Linked DNA regions of Homo sapiens: region 2 is linked to region 1. The links are chromatin contacts, found by Hi-C or POLR2A ChIA-PET in ENCODE. All regions are on one chromosome and are shown on one strand. Each heading gives the region's core, a stretch centred on a gene start or an enhancer-like site at or near the end of the contact. The rest is flanking DNA. Distances are from core to core; before and after follow the strand shown. Region 1 has its middle 190 kb from the start of LNX1-AS2. Region 2 overlaps LOC124900702 (a long non-coding RNA gene).

Region 1 (3,738 bases), core at 363-2,862:
GTATTGTCCATTTCTTTTTCTTTTATTAATTTGCTATTCATGCTTTTATCCCATTTTTCTGTTGTGGTATTCATCTATTTCTTTGTAAGAACCTTTTATGTATAAAATATATTCTTTTTAAAATAAATTTTTATTTTTAATTATTATGGGTACATCATAGTTATACATATTTATAGGGTGCATGTGATCTTTTGATACAAGCATACAGTGTATAATGATCAAATCAGGGTAATTGGGCTATCCATTGCCTCAAGCATTTAGGGAGAACAGTATGGAGGTTACTCAAAAACTAAAAACAGAACTACTGTATGATCCAGCAATCCCACAGCAATACACACCAAAAGGAAGAAATCAGTATATCGAAGAGATAAAAGGTATTCTTTATCAGATTTTAATACGTTATATAGTTCTTCAATTTTTGTCATTTTCCCTTTAACTTTTGAATTGTGCTTTTGCCATATGCATTCAAATTATTTTTTCAGATTAAAAAAATGGTTTCTGACCTTGTAAACATGCTTACAAAGTTCTCCACTTATCTCTGCTCTCCACGAAGAGATGGTAGCTTTTAAACAAGCCTATGAACAATGCTTTGTCAAACTTCCATGACTATTCTTGATACACTTTTGAACTAAAAGAGCAGAGGCAGAAAATAGAAGCAGTAAAGCTTAAATTACAATGGAACAACATCCTATATGTTTTTGCTTACTAAGATTGACTTGCTTTTGCTAATTTGTCACAGATTATGACAAGTCCAGTGAAGCCGCCAAATATACACTGATGCTGACATGCATGCTTATTCTTCTTCATTTCAATGCTCAGATTCATTTGGATCCCTGTTTCCTTTGGGAGAGCTCTGAACAGACAAACTCTCCTGACTTCAAGCTCCTTTCTCTGAGCTTCCCTGGGCATCTTGGATGCTTAATGCAGTTTATTTAACTAGAGTGGCTATAAAGCAGAGCTGAGGCAAGAACTTCTTTGTTAACAGAGTGTTTCTCAGAGAATTGTTTGGGATGCAACAGTCATGGATCCATAGCGGGTGGTGGAGGTATATTACCTCAACTCAGGATCATCATCTTTTCACAGGCTAAAAGTCGTGGAACGATTGGCTTCTCTCAATTTCATAGTGGAGCATGCACTTTGCACAAGAGAAGTCCATTTTACCCAAATGGGATTATTTCCTATAGCAAGATAATAGCCAATAGGAAAACCTCGCCAATGTTAGAAATCCACTGTACTAGACATAAGTCTCAGTGTCTGGAGTATATTTCAGTTGTTTGTGCCTGCCCAGCACCCATTTAACCTTTTTGCTTTGATGGAACTTTGATATTCCTTCAGGAAATCTTACCATCCTCACTTTCCAAATATATAATTCCAAAACAGAGAGTGGAGCCCATCCCCTGAAGCTAGCACAGACATAGGAGCCAGACCTAGCCAATCAGAGCCATCCATTCACTATGGCTCCAGTGATTGGTTCAAAAACGGACACACGGCCCAAACTAAACCAATAAAACTCAATACCTAGACTTTCACATTCTTGGAAAAGAAATACATCCTTTCCACTGAAGATACCAAGCTGATGAGTTGAGAGCCTGGGACATTTGGTTACAACCTTGCTCCATCCTGGCTGAGCATGACTGAATGAAAGCAGCCTAGAAAGTCTTCCAAGAAACAGCACATGGCTTAGTCCTGATGACAATAGTGACTCCCTAGACTGACTCATGCCTGAAATTGGTATCCCCTAAAACTATTTCCAGAGCCAATAAACTCCCTTTTCTGCGTAATTCCATGTGAGATGAATTTTTACCACCTGAGTAATATTGTTTTAAATGACAGCTTCTTATTAGCTCTGAACACCTTAGCAATAATGTCAAGAGTGGAAGGAGTACTGGTTTGGGAGTCTGGGTTGTAGTCCTACCTCCACTCACTACTTTCACATCCTTGGGCTAATCGCTTTATCTGTGTGGGCTCACTTTTCTCATCTGTGAAAGAGGTTATTGGAAGAGAGGAATTCTAAATGTCCCTTTGAAGGCCATAAGTCTTGTCTCTGTGATAACATTGTATCAACACTTCAAGTTAATCTGAGGTTCTGGCTCCAACTGCCACCTCCACAACCCAGTGACAAACAACACTGATTTATCTTAAAAGTTGAAAACTAAAAGGTCCATAATATACTTTTAGAAACTAGAAGATAGAACAAAAACTCTGTAAAACATTGCTAGGATGTAGATTTCTCCAGAAGTGTATTAATGAGGTGAGTAATATATTAATACATTAACTATGGTAACTATTGTATAGATTAGTCATAAATATTTTGTTTTAAAAAGGTCTGCCACTCCAGTTTTGCTGAGCTAAAGTAAACGAAGATCCGAGTTATGTCAACAGATGACACAAGTGTTCAGCAGTGAGGCTGTTTGTTCTGAGGAGGGAAACAGGAAGGGAAGCTGGTCCCACTCCCAGTTCTTCTTCATCAGACCTCCGTTATTTATTTGATGAATTAGCAATCCTCACAACTTCAGACACGATCACAAAATGATATTTTGGAAATGCTACTCGGACTGTATAATTCTTCCAACCCTTCGTTGATTCCCAAGTGCCTTCGGGACAAAGTGCAAACCCGTTGGCGTGGCACATGAGCCCTCTGTTATGTGAGCCTGGCTCTAATTCCACATCCCAGTGTCATCTCCTCCCACTCCTCTTTATGTGCCTTACCTAAACTAAGTAAAGAGGTTAATGCATAGAAAATGCTAAACATCTGGCATAATTTCTGGCATTTAGTAAAGGCTTATTATACATGTTGGCTGTCATTATGGCACACTAGTTATACTCACAGTTCCCTAAAGGTGCAGTACTGGTCCTGGATCTGTTTGCCCTGAATCCATCCTCCCTCTTTGCCTGCTGTGTTTTAGTTCACGATGGCTGATCCTTGCAGGCTGCAGTTCACAGGCTCTTGTGTCTCAGACTTCCAGCTGGTTGGGTTAGGCCAGGAAGACACACTGGCAAAAAATGGAGGGTAGAAAGGAGGGAGAAGCCAGGGTATTTCTCTCCTTGTTTCCTTGGGTGATTTCTGCAGCAGTGACTGTCTTCTCTGTAGTTCCAGCTCTTGCCAAAACAGGTCCACTGTGGTTCAGCTTCTGGTTCCTTCTTTTTTCCTTTAGCAGAGTCGGTAGTGGCTTCCTGCTTCTTGATGCTAATCTCTGCATTGCCTCATCACTCGTGTTAACTCTCAGCAGCTCTCTCTACCATATAGCCAATCCCCTGCTTTCCATTCCCTGTGCTGTACATCCTTAAAGAGGTGCCTGTTTTCCTGGAGACACCCTGACTGGTTTGCATAGCACACTCTCATACCTTGGACCTTTGGCTTTTGCCTTATTTCAGCCTCCTCATCCTTAAGACCAACTCCTAGCCATCCTTTCTTCTACCATCTTTGTTCTACCACCATCTCCTCTTGGAAGCTGTCTCAGTTTCTCCACCTGCCACTTCCTGAAGCGTGAGTTGGGTATTCCTCTTCTAAACGCCTCTCTCCTAACAAGTGGTTTGTTCTTGGAAAACTCCAGTACAGATTTAATTTTCTTAAGAGCAAGTGCACTGTCTTACACAACATGGTATCTCAAAACCATCCTATGGAAGATGTTTTCTGAAAGAACGACTAAATGCATAATTCAATAAACACTTTTCAAATCCAGATAAAAATCAATGCAAACTGTCCTTGTGGCAGACAAGGGACAGTTTACAATGATT
Region 2 (3,738 bases), core at 602-3,101, 130 kb after region 1:
TTAAGTTGCTAAAGTTAGGACAGAGCCCTTAGTTTCAGATTTCAGCTCCATATATCTGAATGGAAGCTCTTGAATGGATGAGCATTCTGACTACTGCCTGGCTAATAATTTTCCACTTGCATTTGGCCGATCCTACACACATGAGCATAAGCCAGTGTAAATGCTCCATCAGAGGCTCTTAGCAGGAAGAAAACAACTAAACAGATTCATTTCTTGACTTTCTTCTTTGATAGATATTTTCTTACTCTTAAATATACTTTACTCCTGATAATTTAGAGATCTATCGTTGGTGAGAGGATATCATGAATTATGAGTCCTTGCATTCTTTTTATAAAGGTAATATCCCCGGTTTGATGAGACAGAAATTTGCAATAGCATCTTTGCAGGGCTTTTCAAAGAGTAGTGGGAATGGAAAAGTTCCCTGGGACCCATTTCCTGACTGTTCCATTCGTGCTGATCACGACTTTAACCATGTTTTTCAAGCTGCCAATCAAAGCACACGTTCTATAAAATACAATTCCCTGGTAGGCACAGTGGAGCTAAATATTTGTCCCTAGAACTGTCCTGGGAGAGAAAGGACATAAAGTTGCTGCCACTAGGTTAAAATTTAAGAACAAAATTATAGGAAGCAGACTCCAAACTATTTTCTTAAATTAATTCTTCCTTTTCCAACCAGAACACAATCTCCCCTATTGTCATGTACGCCCTGATGCCTAGTTGGGTACACAGCAAATGTACACACATATCTGATGATTTACTGATGGACTGAATCCTCACAAATATTACATTTAAAGCTTTCAGATCAAATTAAATAATTTGCATTTGGGCAAACAGCCAACAGCACTCTAAACTGTACTCCTAACTAACGTTATTCCCTCCTCTACCTCTTCATCCCTGGTGTTCTCTGCAGACCTTCCAAATACAAACTCACTTTCACAAGAAAAAAAATAACTGCAAAGTATGATTCAGGTCAGCCAAGAAAGGAGGTCATATTAATTTTATTTTTCTTGCTCTGTTTCCCAGGCTGGCATGCAGTGGCATGATCTCGGCTCACCGCAACCTCTGCCTCCCAGGTGCAACTGATTATCCTGCCTCAGCCTCCTGAGTAGCTGGATTACAGGTACCTGCCACTACGACTGGCTAATTTTTGTAGTTTTAGTAAAGATGGGGTTTCACCATGTTGGCCAGGCTGGTCTCAAACTCCTGACCATAGATGATCCACCGCCTTGTCCTCCCAAAGTGCTGGGATTACAGGCATGAGCCACTGCACCCAGCCCATATTAATTTTTAATTTCTGTTTATGCCTATGAAAAATGTATAAGTTGTTCTACAAACAGAAATGCACTTCTCTTGCTAGGGTTGCCTCAATAAATTTAAGCAACGTGGCACTATATTTCCTTTATAAAGCTCCTTCCTACATATCTCACACAACACACAAGAAAGTCATAACCAAATTATTTAAGAAGAATTTCTCAAAACACTAAGACAAAAGCCGTCTCTTCTAAATGAGTAACGTGGAAGGTAATCTTGTTCCCTTACTGCTGACATGTAGCTTTCTGCCTGGGGTTTTATCTTTAACTCCCTGGTAATCCAAACGGAGCAGGAAAACCTCAGACAATAGAGCCTCTTTTTTGCTTTACATCCACTTTTTTGGGGTCGGCACCGAACAACCATCATTAAATGGTTTCTGGCGCAAAGTGGCAGGCTTGGGTAAGCTGAAATGTTTATGACACCAAAATAAAGATGTTCCACACTGCTGAAACCGGGGAGTCACGCAGAGAACAACTGAAATGGAATTACACACCAAGGTTTACTTAACTAGCACGACTTTAACTCGTGTCTGCCTGATACACTTACCAAAGAGAAGTGGCAGAAACCCAGGGTGGACAAAAGAGGGCAGTGTTCACTATGTCTTTCATCTCAGCTCTTCGCTCTTTATCAAATTGCCACTGAGCCAAGAGAAAACTATGTCCAGCATTTCATAACACAGGAAGTGGGGAAGCAGATTAGATATTGGGCTCTGCAGTCACCACAAAATAAGCAGTGTGCTCGTAAAAGTCACTTTTTTCCCTAGACGAAAGCTTAACCATTGGTGAGTTTTGGGGTTTGGTTTCTGTTTTTCAGTATGATCGGCTAAACCTCTCCAGGAAAATAATGGAATATGTAATATTTCTCAAACTATAACAGGTTATAAGGTTTATTTAGTTCAAAGCACTCATTTTTGCAGATGAGGACCAGGTTTCTACATTTGTCAGTGGCTTCTCCTTGTGCTCAGATATCATCAGTATGTGGGGAGGGGAAGACAGACTTCCCTCTTGGAGCTATTTAGAGAATTTTTAGTCATTTCAGAATAGAATCCATGTACGCCCTGTACACAAAAAAATTTAGGTCCCAGAAAGGGAATCTTGTCCCCTGCCCTGGATGTCATCATATTGGGTCGAACTTCATTCACATTCTTTGGGAAAAGCTTATGTGGACATGTCATTGTACCCAATAAAGGATTGCAGCCTCAGCACTCAAAAAGTGCACATTTTGCCCAGGTATCTGTCTATTCTTAGTTATAGATATCTAGTGTCATCTTTTAATAGGGAAAGACTCTTTAATTCTTTTGTAATTCCTGTTGTCCTATACATATTTTTGAGCTCCTGCGATGTATAAGCCTCTGTTGTTAGACATGCAGAAGTGAAAAGGACACAGTTCTAGCCTTTAATAAACTAAGCATCAAATAAGAATCAGATGGCCGGGCGGATCGCTTGAGGTCAGGAGTTCGAGACCAACCTGACCAACATGGAGAAACCCCATCTCTACTAAAAATACAAAATTAGCCGGGCGTGGTGGTACATGCCTGTAATCCCAGCTACTGGGGAGGCTGAGGCGGGAGAATCGCTTGAACCTTGGAGGCGGAGGTTGTGGTGAGCTGAGATCACGCCATTGCACTCCAGCCTGGGCAACAACAGTGAAACTCCGTCTCAGAAAAAAAAAAAAGAATCAGACAAGGCAGAACCAACCTTGTCAGTAACCGTAATACATCAACAACCATAATACAAGGCAGAATGGGGTTGGCTTAGAAGAAAAATACAAATTGCCAAAGAAGAGATTGTATTCATCAGGAGTGGAGAACTGAGGGAAACTTCACAAAAGAGAGAGCTGTGGAGTCGGGTTCATAGAATAGGTGGGCTTCCAGCGGGGTGTGGTGGCTCATAGCTGTAATCCCAGCACTTTGGGAGGCCAAGGTAGGCAGATCACCTGAGGTCGGGAGTTCGAGACCAGCCTGACCAACATGGAGAAACCCCGTCTCTACTAAAAATACAAAATTAGCTGGGTATGGTGGCACATGCCTGTAATCCCAGCTACTCAGGAGGCTGAGGCAAGAGAATCCCTTGAACCCAGGAGGCAGAGGTTGCAGTGAGCCAAGATTGCGCCATTGCACTCCAGCCTGGGCAACAAGAATGAAACTCCGTCTCAAAAAAAAAAAAAAAAAAAAAAAGGTGGGTTTCCAGAGGCACAGGGATGGTGAAGCTGAACAAAGGCAAAGAGGTAGGAGAGTGTGGGCCCAGTGAGCAGCCACGCACTTACACTCGCAAAGGGAAGAGATCAAATAAATGGCTTGAAATGCCAGTGAAAGCCTGCAGAGAGCTTCAACGTCAGGCTGGTGGACTTGATTCCCAAGGCAACCACAGGAAAGCACCAAAGGTTTTTGATGCAAGCAGGAACATGATGGGAGCTAATTTTAGGAAA

What was found. Hi-C counts contacts between places; a loop is a spot of excess contacts on that map. ChIA-PET counts read pairs that join two places held with the same protein, here RNA polymerase II (POLR2A). Pooled maps may share reads with other maps.
Region 2: a map of PC-3 shows a loop between it and region 1 (4-fold over the local background). The contact joins two enhancer-like sites. A Hi-C loop is called at or near these places in 3 of 168 maps with a recorded cell type or tissue (Caco-2, IMR-90 and PC-3) and 2 of 50 pooled maps. POLR2A ChIA-PET finds 5 or more read pairs at or near these places in 3 of 52 experiments (AG04449, AG04450 and K562).

Annotation. Positions count from the first base shown.
Region 1 is chr4:53,779,424-53,783,161 of GRCh38, forward strand. No RefSeq gene overlaps it. Among named protein-coding and RNA genes, the nearest start is that of LNX1-AS2, 190 kb to the left of the region's middle. Within about 2 kb of position 1,613, at least 3 of the 41 ENCODE cell types and tissues checked have a DNase peak (open chromatin) inside an H3K27ac peak, as active enhancers do.
Region 2 is chr4:53,906,925-53,910,662 of GRCh38, forward strand. All of the region lies in intron 1 of LOC124900702 (a long non-coding RNA gene), which reads left to right. Among named protein-coding and RNA genes, the nearest start is that of CHIC2, 160 kb to the right of the region's middle. Within about 2 kb of position 1,852, at least 6 of the 41 ENCODE cell types and tissues checked have a DNase peak (open chromatin) inside an H3K27ac peak, as active enhancers do.